Linked DNA regions of Homo sapiens: region 2 is linked to region 1. A link is a loop called in an ENCODE intact Hi-C map of the cell type or tissue named here. Cell type or tissue: MCF 10A. All regions are shown on one strand. Links, peaks and the distances in the headings refer to the core of each region. The heading gives the core; the rest is flanking DNA. Region 1 overlaps LRRN1 (leucine rich repeat neuronal 1). Region 2 has its middle 200 kb from the start of LRRN1.

Region 1 (6,515 bases), core at 1,495-3,994:
CTCCTTTTTGTGACCAATTTTAAGCTACCAGTGTGATGTCTCTGAACTCAGATTTGGAAAGAAATGCTCACAACTGACTCAGAATACCACTGCTTTGTGTACAGCTCCCCACCTCCCCTGCCACTGCCCTCAGTGCCTTACACAGAAGAGTTGCTCAATAAACTATTCTAATTCATTTCTATCATTCCTGTGGGCATTTGGAATGGTACAGAAACCTACTTACTAGCCACATGTTGATGGTAATATTTGTGTACCCAGAATTTTTTGGTGAGTGCCAACATAGGTACTAGCTGGATTTTTGAGACTTGAAAACGCTGAAGTGAAAATAAACTAACTACTTGCTCACATTTTGTGCTAAGTTGCTGAAGCATAGCATACTACTTAATGTTGCTTAATTCTCCAATAAAATAATTCTCATTTTCTGATCTTGTTTTCAAACCATGTCTTCATTATCCTCAATTAAATGTAATTTGAAGTAATAATAAACCACCATTAAAATGTATTTCCTCACTATTATAACCATTTGAATATTCTATAGTTTATGTCCCCTTAAATCAAAAACTCTACAGAAATTTTTAAGGTACATGTTCATCCTAGACATATATGATTGCACTGCAATTTACTCTAAAATTTATTTTATTAAGAAATAACCCTTTCTTAGTCTAAGAGATAACTTTAATTTTGCTTCATATAAAAAATTTCTATATTGAAAGTTCAAAATGCAACTACAATTTCTATTAGAAAAATAGGAGGTAAGCCAATAAAGATGATCTTATCATAGCATTGGATTCTTTTGTATTTTAATGGTTATGAAGGACAATATGGATATTCAACTAAAATTATTCTTTTTACTTTTAATAATGAACATATTAGTTGAAGAGCTATTATAGAATGCACTATGATTTATAATGCATTTTAATGTTCTCAGCTGTTCCTTTGCACCATATGATTACACAAGCCTAGACTGTGTAATTAAGGACCATCCACTAATGTGCACTGGTGGATTTATGGTTTCCAGGTCATCGATGATCTGAGCACTTTGAGTATTGGACCATTAGTTTCAAATGCATACTAAGATAGGGGAACACATTGGCATCAAGGAAAATCTACAATAAGAAACTCTTTCAAATTCAGGGATGTAACTTTCACCTGATTTTAATTTACCAAAACAATTAAAAAACCTGATTAACAGAAATCCTAATTAACTAGATCCCCTCCACCCTCAGTCCACTTTTAGAAGAAAAGGGAAGATTGGAAGAAAATAATTTAACCAGGGCTTTCAATTAAGAAAAAAAAATATTCCAATATGAGTTCATTATTAGGGCCTTGAAGAAAACTATGTCTTAGTAAAAAATATATAACCACCCTTATTAAAGGCAAAAATATAGGTATTACAATTTGAAACTATAAAAGCTTTCTAGGAAACCTTCAGTCAAACAGAAAATTAAATTTGCACATTCCCTGAGCCTAATGCTCTAGTTAACCAAGGTTTCGCTCTACAAGTTAGCTTTCTTCTACGTGTCTAAAAGAAGGCTGCAATGTACTCTTGGGGTCCAATAAGACAATTAAGGCAGGTGGTATCACAGAAAGGCCCTGTGCAACGAACTTGACTTTAACTTCAGCTGGTTCACTTATAGCTGCGGGAATTGTGACATTACTTGAATTAGTCATGATTTGCCAGAGAAAGAGAATGAATAGGATGGGTGATTGATTGATTGATTGATAAGATAGATAAGATACGATAGAGAGATTTATTACAGGAATTAGCCTACGTGATTATGGAGGCCGAGAAGCCCCACCACCTGCCATCTATAAGCTGGAAAACTGATGTTCTGTCCCAGTGTTGTAAGAATGTAAGTAAAGCACCTTTCACAGTTTCTGTTTTGTATTCTGCTCCCCATCCCTGTCTTTGGCCACTTCCTTAAAGACTCACTGTGGCCCCCAAGCTTTCAGAGGAAAGGTTTCAACAAGCAGGCACACCTCTACTTCATTTTCTTGCGGCGATTAAAAATGTCTAGTTCTTTAAGTCCTTATTAGAAATAGTCATAAAAAATAGTTTAGAAAAGGAATTTGAAATCAAGTTTATTTTAAGAGTTCAGGGGCAGATGGCGTTACTTTGCTTCTTTAAAAAAAGATGGCATTCAATGTGGTTGAGTTCTATCAAGTCAAAGGACAAGTACTGTCTCATTCACCCAAACACTGCTGTCTTTAACCTTGACTAGCGGGAACTTCTATGTTAAATGTATGCACACTTCTGTACATCTGCCTTCAAATTTTAAAGGAACATTTTAATGTGGAAGGGATATGTTCTTGACATTTTCTTAGTCTAAAGTTTAAACAGCACTTCGTCTTCTAATTAGGAAGCCCTAAGCAGTCAGGCTCTTTAGAGAAATATCACTAGATCAGAGCTAAAGGCTCCCGTCTTAAGGACATTGGATGTTAGTTTTTTTTTTTTTTAAATAAAAATGTTGTTAAAATGTCAGATAATTAGTACAGATTACTACTGGTTTAAAAAATATAACAAAAGACAGCGCAGAGCTCTAGATGAGCAGAGAAAAATGCAATAAATGTTCTGAAATGAATGTGAAAATGTTAGCCATTTTCTTGATGAGGAGAATTATCCTCACCATTACAAACTAAACTTAATTCAGTCTGGGAGAAAAGCAAATCTGATGTAGTCTAATGGAATTGCTTGACTTGATCAGCATCCAAAAATCTATGGCTCAGTATTAGCCGCCTACATGTTGGCACTTTCAGTGCCCACAGTGACGAGTCTATTTTTTCACTGGTGTATGTGTAGTGTTGAATGTACAATCCGGAACCATTGTAGCAACCAGTTCCTTATGCAACACTTACTAACAGGGCATGGCGAAATCTGTCCGAAGTGAGAATACCCAGTGCTATACTGTGAAAGACTTAAACAGAAGTAATGCAACTGGGCCTTCCAGGCATATTAAGCCTGCCAAAGTAAAGATTTGGCATTTAACATTTAATCATGCAGCTAATTACAAAGCAATTATTTCATATAGACATATTACAGGGAGAGAATTAAAATAATCTGTAAAAGACTAAAATTAATTGATTTCATGGTAGTTTTTAATAACTACACTTGCTGGTGCTGAAAAGGAGCAATAAAAACAGCCCAGTTGTTGGTTGATGTTTTGTTCTGTGCTGGGCCTTCTGTCAGTTTCTCAATTCAATAATGTTAAATTGCCACTTTCATGATTCCAGCTATGCAAATAGTCTATTTCTTAAAAAGAAAAAAACAACTTTCTTGATCTTACAAGTGATTTAAACAGAAAAAAATTTTTCCCGTCGTCCTACTTTCTTTGCCTGTCATAGAATCTTGGGTTTAAAAGGGCTGTGAAAGACTAAAGGCTCGAGATTCTTCAAACTGTATCTGGTGTGTGACTTTCAAAACATGGGAGGAAAATGATTTTGGCACAGAGCTAAGGTATTTCTTGAATAATTATAAGTTTAGCCTGCTGGGTCCTAGAAGAAGTTATAAAGATCATAGAGCTTACCACAGCTTTTAAAGTTAAGGAACAGGTACCTCTGTCTCCCTATCTGTAGGATATACAGGCAACAGTAGAAAGCAAACTCTTTTCATAATCAGTTGTGTGTAGTAAGAGTACAATGGGGAGAAGTAGGGTAAGGAAAGTCAGGACTCTAAGTATTTGATAAAATAAGCATTCATATAAAAATAATTTAGATGGCAGTTAATACACATATTAATTAACTACTTTACTTTTATTTTTTTTGAGACAAGAGTCTCACTCTTTCACCCAGACTAGAAGGCAGTGGGGTGATCACAGCTCACTTGCAGCCTTGAACTCCTGGCAGTCCTCCTGCTTCAGCCTCCTAAGTAGGTAGGACTATAGGCACACACCGCCATGCCTGGCTAATTTTTGTATTTTTTGTAGGGATGGGATCTCGCTATGTTAGCAGGCTGGTCTTGAACTCCTGGGCTCAAGCAAGCCTCCTGCCTCAGCTTCCCAAAGCACTGGAATTACAGGTGTGAGCCAATGTGCTCAACCCAATATTAACTACTTTAAAATCTTACACTTCTTTAGTTTACTAGGGCTGCCGTGGCAATGTACCACAAACTAGGTGGCTTAAAACAACAGAAATTTATTATTTCACAGTTCTGTAGGCTAGAAGTCCAAGATGAAAGCATCAAGGTGTCAACAGGGCCATGCTCCCTCTGAAACCTGTAAGAGAATAAGTCCTTGCCTCTTAGCTTCTGGGGGTTTGCTGGCAAACTTTGGCATTCCTTTGTTTACAGCTGTGGAACTCCAGTCTCTGCCTTCATTGTCACATGGTGTTTTTGCTGTGTGTCCCTGTCTTCACATCATTTTCCCTCGTCTTTAAAGGACACCAGTCATATTGGATTAGGGGCCTAGCCTATAGCCTACTCCAGTAGTCTACTCCTCATCTAAACGAATTGTATCTGCAATGACCCTGTTTCCAAAAAAGGGCCACATTCTGAGGTCCTTGGGATTGGGACTTCAACATCTCTTTTTTTGAATCCACAATCCGTAACTAACAAGCATTTTGACCCAGATCATGGGATACACTGATGGTAAATGGTGTAGGCATTTTGTGCATATTAACTCATTTCATCTTTTTGACAACCACATGAGGAAAGGATGCTGACACTACTCTCAAAGGAAGACACAGAGACTAGAAAAGTATCATGTGTGGAGCTGGATTTTAATCTCAAATCTGTTGACTCCGAAGCCTATGCTCATTCTCGTATTCTAAAGAGCTGCCTTCCCAGGGATCCTGTTTTCCCATTCTCTTTTGTTGTTGTTGTTGTTGTTGGAAAATCTAGAGATAATTTCCTGAGTTCTCAAAAACCATGTCTACCTTTCTCACAATAATATTAATTTGCCCTGCTAGTTTTTAGAATTACTTTTACTTCATATGTTCTGTAATTACATTGTCCAAGAATGTGATCTAGAAATGACATATATTTTTAATAGGAAGTAACTAAAATGCCTAAAGTACAAAACACCTAAAAGGCATATTTGTGCATTCAACAGTCATTTTCGAGTACCTGCTCTAGGGCTAGCATTCTACTAGGCCCTGTCTAGCAAATTTGCCATCAAAAGCTCTTAATTTCTAAAAAGTTTCATTCAGCCTTTTCTTTAGGGAATATGGTGGGAGTCATGGCCTTTCATACAGGGCTGAACATTTTTTGTTTAAGTTATTTTCTATGTAAACCGCTCTTCATTTATTCAAATACAATAAATAAGGAGAGCAATGGTGTACTCTGATACTTGAAAAGAGGAGATCTATTCTGATGGAAACCTTTGCTTGCTTCCATCCTAAGGGTTTAGGTAAAAGAATTCTTATGTATTTCCTTCTGGATTCAAATTACATGAACTTTACGAGTCCATACACCTGTTTCAGACAGGCTTTGTTCTCGCAGGTATAGCGAGAGAAATGCAATAAATGAAGAAAGGTCTAAATATACTTTGTGATGTACTCTGGTTGTTGTTTCATTGAACACTTGCAGGCTAGTCACTGTGTTAAGTGCAGTACCTACCAGGATGAATAAAACATAACCTTGGACTTCAAGAGTTTGAGTCACCTCTGAGAACACTCTGATGAGTGACTGGAAGAATGAAACAGTGTGGCTTAGAGCAAAGCCATGGCTACCTCTGTCTTTGCAGTTACCAGGCCCCAGCTGACATGCCTGCTGGATCCTCTGAGCCTGTGAGTGGTGGCAGGTCAGAGCCAGACTAAGGCTGGAATCTTTTTAAACGTGGTCTGCATGACAGGACTCTGGTGCTTTAAAAAATATACAGATATTCCCAGACCCCATCCCAGACTTACTGAATCAAAATCTCCATGAGGCATGAGAATGTGCATTCCCTTAAAACGATCTCCAGATTCATGAACAACTAAGTTTGGAGATATAGGGCTGTGCATGCCTAGTGTGGTGGCCACTGGTTACATCTGGCTATTTAAATGTAATTCCAGTCAATTGAAATAAAATGTGAAACCTCCATTTCTCATTCCCACCAGCTACGTTTCACTTGCTCAGTAGCCACTCAGGAGCTACCATGCTAGGCAGTGCAGACTGAATATTTCTGAAGTTGCATTAGATAGTGCTAATAGAGCAAACACAAATTAGTAACTCTCATTCCTCCCTCCCAAAGATCCACCTATCTCTTTACTCCTCCCTTTTGACATGTACCTTTTCTTTTTTTTTGAGTAACTTGTGTACTTGTCTTATACACTCCCCTTAAGATTAGAAGCTGTTTAAGGGCAGGGTCTGGTCTTCCTGGCCCTGTGACACAGCAAACACTGAATGTATTTTTAATTAAATCAGTGTGATTCAATTTGCACCATTTTATTGGATCTCTTTTGCCTTTCAACTGACACTAGATTTCATCAGAGTCTAGAGAAAAGGATGGATCACAGAACAGGTTTGTCTCAATCACAAACAGTAGGATGGATTTTTGCTAAATTGCAAGGTTTTCTTAAGCACAAAATGTAGAAAAGAC
Region 2 (6,515 bases), core at 1,826-4,325, 180 kb after region 1:
TTCTTTAAGTTCCTTGTAGATTCTGGATATTAGCCCTTTGTCAGATGGATAGATTGCTTCCACCATTCTGTAGGTTGCCTGTTCACTCTGATGATATTTTCTTTTGCTGTGCAGAAGCTCTTTAGTTTAATTAGATCCCATTTATCAATTATGGCTTTTGTTGCCATTGCTTTTGGTGTTTTAGTCATGAAGTCTTTGCGAATGCCTATGTCCTGAATGGTATTGCCTAGGTTTTCTTCTAGAGTTTTTATGGTTTTATGTGTTACATTTAAGTCTTTAATCCATCTTGAGCTAATTTTTGTATAAGGTGTAAGGAAGGGGTCCAGTTTCAGTTTTCTGCATATGGCTAACCAGTTTTCCCAACACCATTTATTAAATAGGGATTCCTTTCCTCATTGCTTGTTTTGTCAGGTTTATCAAAGATCAGATGGTTGTAGATGTGCGGTGTTATTTCTGAGGCCTCTGTTCTGTTCCATCAGCCTATAAATCTGTTTTGGTATCAGTACCATGCTGTTTTGGTTACTGTAGTCTTGTAGTATAGTTTGAAGCCAGAAAGCGTGATGCCTTCAGCTTTGTTCCTTTTGCTTAGGATTGTTTGGCTATAGGAGCTCTGTTTTGGTTCCATGTGAAATTTAAAGTAGTTTTTTTATAATTCTGTGAGTAAAGTCAATGGTAGCTTGATAGGGATAGCACTGAATCTATAAATTACTTTGGGCAGTATGGCCATTTTCACAATATTGATTCTTCCTATCCATGAGCATGGAATGTTTTTCCATTTGTTTGTATCCTCTCTTATTTCCTTGAGCAGTGGTTTGTAGTTCTCCTTGAAGAGGTCCTTCACATCCCTTGTAAGTTGTATTCCTAGGTATTTTATTCTTTTTGTAGCAATTGTAAATGGGAGTTCACTCATGATTTGGCTTCCTTTTTGTCTATTATTTGTATATAGGAATGCTTGTGATTTTGCACATTGATTTTGCATCTTGAGACTTTGCTGAAGTTGCTTATCAGCTTAAGGAGATTTGAGGCCGAGATGATGGGGTTTTCTAAATATACAATCATGTCATCTGCAAACAGAGGCAATTTGACTTCTTCTCTTCCTATATGAATACCCTTTCCTTCTCTTGCCTGATTGCCCTGGCCAGAACTTCCAATACTATGTTGAATAGGAGTGGTGAGAGAGGGCATCCTTGTCTCATGCCGGTTTTCAAAGGGAATGCTTCCAGCTTTTGCCCATTCAGTGTGATATTGGCTTTGGGTTTTTCATAAATAGCTTTTATTACTTTGAGATACGTTCCATCAATACCTTTAACATCACACTGTCAACATTAGACAGATCAATGAGACAGAAAATGTACAAGGATATTCAGGATTTGAACTCTGTTCAGGACCAAGCAGACCTTATAGACATCTACAGAACTCTCCACCCCAAATCAACAGAATATACATTCTTCTCAGCACCATTTTGCACTTATTCTAAAATTGACCTCATAATTGGAAGTAAAACATTCCTCAGCAAATGCAAAAGAACGGAATTCATAACAAACAGTCTCTCAGACCACAATGCAACAATCAAATTAGAACTCAGGATTAAGAAACTCACTCAAAACCACACAACTACATGGAAACTGAACAACCTGCTCCTGAATGACTACTGGATAAATAACAAAATTAAAGTAGAAATAAATAAGTTATTTGAAACCAATGAGAACAAAGACACAACATACCAGAATCTCTGGGACACAGCTAAAGCAGTGTTTAGAGGGAAATTTATAGCACTAAATGCCCACAGGAGAAAGCAGGGAAGATCTAAAATCGACACCCTAACATCACAATTAAAAGAACTACAAAAGCAAGGGCAAACAAATTCAAAAGCTAGCAGAAGACAAGAAATAACTAACATCAGAGTAGAACTGAAGGAGATAGAGATACACACAAAAAAAAAAAACCTTCAAAAAATCAATGAATCCAGCAGCTGGCTTTTTGAAAAGATTAACAAAATAGATAGATGGCTAGCCAGACTAATAAAGAAGAAAAGAGAGAAGAATTGAATAGACACAATAAAAAATGATAAAGGGGATATCACCACTGATCCCACAGAAATGCAAACTACCATCAGAGAATACTATTAACACCTCTACACAAATAAACTAGAAAATCTAGAAGAAATGGATAAATTCCTGGACACATACACCCTCCCAATACTAAACCAGGAAGAAGTCAAATCCCTGAATAGAACAATAACAAGTTCTGAAATTGAGGCAATAATTAATAGCCTACCAACCAAAAAAAGCCTGACCAGACAGATTCACAGCCAGATTCTACTAGAGGTACAAAGAGGAGCTGGTACCGTTCCTTCTGAAACTATTCCGAAGAATAGAGTAAGAGGGACTCCTCCTTAACTCATTTTATGAGGTCAGCATCATCCTGATACCAAAACCTAGCAGAGACAAAACAAAAAAAGAGAATTTTAGGCCAATATCCCTGATGAACGTTGATGTGAAAATACTCAATAAAATGCTGGCAAACCGAATCCAGCAGCACATCAAAAAGCTTCTCCACCACAGTCAAGTCGGCTTCATCCCTGGGATGCAATCCGTCACATAAACAGAATCAATGACAAAAACCACATCTCAATAGATATAGAAAAGGCCTTCGATAAAATTCAACACCACTTCATGCTAAAAACTCTCAATTGTGTATTTCTGTATCTGTTTTAAAAAAGAATCTTGAGGCTCTGAGATTCTGATCAGCTCAGTCACAGAGCTAGCAAGAGAGCTGGGATTAGAGTCTACACCTTCAGAAGCCAAAAGCTGTGATATTTTCACCTACATAACACTGCCTCTAAAGTGAGACAAGTAACAACAGGAAGAAAAGAACAACAGAAAGAACAAAATTAAAAGGATCAATATGAAATGCTGAAACATGTAAATACTAACAGGGTAATGGTAATTTCTGAAAGCCTAAAGAGGAAAATTCCACACCACAATCCAAGAGATCTGATTAAGCAGGCTATTTTGTCATGTGAACATACTCTTCTATGGCAACCCACCACAGCTCACATCTTTGCACCCATTGTATAGAATGCCTGTGGGCACACACAAATGGCTCGCAAAGACGACACTTAAAAATAGCTGTGCTGCCCTCTACTGTTGAAAAAAGAGCAAGCATGAAAACGGCAATCAGATTTGCTACTTGTGTGTCTTAAGCTGATAAGTGAACAGCAGCAGAGTGCTACAAACACCATTTCATTATTATCAGTCAGTGGTTCAGTAGTAACTTTAGCATTGAAATAAATATTTTGACATTAATGAGATCAAACAGTTTATTTGGCTTAATAAAGACAATATCATAATTGTTTATTGTTGGTGCTATCCTTGTTAGTTGGATTGTCTGCTTAAGACTAGCTGAATAGACATGAATATTCAGTACTTAAAGCTTGTTTTCAGATTCTTGTAATGTCAGGGCTAAATAAAACTTAAAGGTCACATAGAGGTAAATGGATGTTTTACATATGACAACTCTGATCCATAGGCAGCAGCTGCCTGGAGAAATGTGTAAATAAGGATTTTGAGACTCTGTTCAAGCTCAGTGACAAAGAAGATTACAATTGATTAGTAATGTCTTCCAAGTAAGAGAAAGTGAGATAATGCTATACGTGCAACATCCATCTGTCCATGGGCTAAATTAGACTGCCATCCCTAGGCTCGTCTGATCACTTTACAGATAAGGAAATCAAGGCCCACTGAGACGAAATTGCTTGTTAAAGATCTCATTGCTGGCCAGGCGCGGTGGCTCACGCCTGTAATCCCAGCACTTTGGGAGGCCGAGGCGGGTGGATCATGAGGTCAGGAGATCGAGACCATCCTGGCTAACAAGGTGAAACCCCGTCTCTACTAAAAATACAAAAAATTAGCCGGGCGCGGTGGCGGGCGCCTGTAGTCCCAGCTACTGGGGAGGCTGAGGCAGGAGAATGGCGTGAACCCGGGAAGCGGAGCTTGCAGTGAGCCGAGATTGCGCCACTGCAGTCCGCAGTCCGGCCTGGGCGACAGAGCGAGACTCCATCCCAAAAAGAAAAAAAAAAAAAAAAAAAGATCTCATTGCTGCTGGAAATTAGCCTGGGTCAATCCTATTACTGGGTATATACCCAGAGGGATATAAAGCACTCTACCATATAGACACATGCACACAAATGTTCACTGTGGCACTGTTCACAATAGCAAAGACATGAAATCAATCTAAATGCCCATCAGTGACAGATTGGATAAAGAAATTGTGGTACATATACACCATGGAATACTATACAGCCATAAAAAATGAAATCTTGTCTTTTGCAGGAACATGGATGGAGCTGGAGGCTATTATCCTCAGCAAATGAATGCAGGAACAAAAAACCAAATACTGCATATTCTCACTTATAAGTGGGAGCTAAATGATAAGAACTTATGAACACAAAGAAGGAAACATCAGACACTGGGGTCTAGTTGAGTGGGAAAGGTGGGAGGAGGGAGAGGAGCAGAAAAGATAATTATTGGGTACTGGGTTTAATTCCTGGGTGATGAAATAATCTGTATAATAAACCCCCATAACATGACTTTACCTATGTAACAAACCTTCACATGTACCCCGAACCTAAGATGAAAGTTTTAAAAAAAATACCTGTAATGTGAAAACCCTTTACTAGTGGGATTAATATTGTTTGGGCAATTATCATCACTGTACAAGTGGCTGTTAATAGCATTTTCCACTTGCTCTGTGCTGGGCACTGTACTATATTCTTTACCAACTATTATCTTATTTAATTATCAAAGGCTCTTTGGCGTTGGATATTATTACCCTTGTTTTTTTGTTTTGTCTTGTTTTTTTCCTAAAAAAAAGAAAGAAATTAAGCTGGATCAAGAATTCAAGCATCCTGTATTCTGGAACATTCTTCTTGCCATTAGATATAAGTTTCTTAGCTAGGCCTCCAGGAATGGAGGACAAGACATTTCAGCCCAAACTTTATAAAGTAACAAGTGATGTTCATTCTCAATACAGCTTTAAGATAATTCTTTACTGTCACCAAGGCACATATTTTCTTCTTTACATAGACCAAAAGCCTTTGCGAAAGATAGGGCACAGGCAAAGCCTTTTCATCTTACAATTGATCTTTTTGATGATTTGTTCATAAAGAAATAGAATTTCCCATTGTGGAGTCATTTCCATGGTTACCTATTGATTTCCTATAGGAAGCATGCTGTTTACACGGCCATCAGGTCTTTATTGTGGAGGGTAAATCACCCTCTGAGTTTTCACTTTATCTGCAACCTGAGGCATGTAAAAATGAGCTCTGCAAAATTACCAGAACAAGATAAATAAATGATTCATGTGAATTGGTTTTGCATGAATAAGTGATTAATCCTCTCTTTCAACTTTGCTATGAGAGAATGCAGAATTAATGTAATTCTATGCAAACAGAATCCACTTTTCTGAATTCTGACCTAATTGTTGGTATTTGTGAGGCAAAATACATGTAAAATTTCCTGTAGTTTTTAAAAAACTAATGATACTGCTACTGAAAATCAGGAACCAAACTTCTCTTTATAAACCTTAACTGCAGATGCACACGGATGAGATTGTGATTTACCCTAAAAGTTCCTTCAAAGCATCTTGTAATTTGGCATTCCAAAGGTATATGACCTTAGTGTTCCAAAATAGGACTTAGAATTGCTCACCAAATAGCCTAGTCTTTAAACCAGAGTCCATGTGGCAGCCTTAGCAGCCTGAATTAATTAGGCTCTTGGAAGAAACACACCTAGGACTCTGGAGTTTTCACATAATGAGAAATCAGTAGACCATTCAATAAATCAGTAGAACACTCAACCCAAGAAAACATCCACAAAAATAAAATCCCTTTAATTGGGGACATAAAATAACAATTCTATTCTATGAAGATGTGTCTCAGCGTTACGCTAGAAGTTTAGGTCTCTTTCTCCAAGAGTATTTCACCTGTAGTCAGGAACTTTAAACATAAACCCAGACCAACCAAGTGATTCTATAAAAGTCACAAAATAAGAATACTAGGAAGAGGAGATAATCTTGGACTGGAAGATAAGCAGAGAAGGCTTCTTGGTTTGTGCAAAATTGTGGCTTTTGCCATTACTTTCAATGGCAAAATAAATTTTGGCAAAACTTTTTGTTAGGAGACTTGCAGAAGCAGTGAGATTTGAATAGATACAAATAGAAAATTATAGTAGCTAACCAGTTAGCGAGCATTTACCATAGGACAGACGCTCTGCCAAACCCTTTATACTCTATCTTATCTTCATAACTATCCAATGAGGTGAGTAAGTTATTATTCTCTTTTTTATAGGTTAGATCGATGAGATTAGGCCAGGCGTGGTGGCTCATGCCTGTAATCCCAGCATTTTGGGAGGCCGAGATGAGCGGATCTCCTGAGGTTGGGAATTCGAGACCAGCCTGACCAACATGGAGAAACCCCGTCTCTACTAAAAATACAAAATTAGCCTGGCATGGTG

What was found. Peaks named below come from ENCODE experiments on the same cell type or tissue, not always from the same donor. Only the 100,000 strongest peaks of a DNase experiment are listed, where the experiment ranks them.
Region 2: a loop joins it to region 1, with 2.3 times the contacts of the local background. A loop is called at or near these places in 1 of 110 quality-filtered maps.

Annotation. Positions count from the first base shown.
Region 1 is chr3:3,815,250-3,821,764 of GRCh38, forward strand. The region is part of intron 1 of LRRN1 (leucine rich repeat neuronal 1); the gene reads left to right. Among named protein-coding and RNA genes, the nearest start is that of LRRN1, 19 kb to the left of the region's middle. In MCF 10A, for the core only: no CTCF peak of the experiment used is centred there; a DNase peak (open chromatin) is centred at 2,822.
Region 2 is chr3:3,995,211-4,001,725 of GRCh38, forward strand. No RefSeq gene overlaps it. Among named protein-coding and RNA genes, the nearest start is that of LRRN1, 200 kb to the left of the region's middle. In MCF 10A, for the core only: a CTCF peak has its summit at 3,148 (motif pointing left); a DNase peak (open chromatin) is centred at 3,151.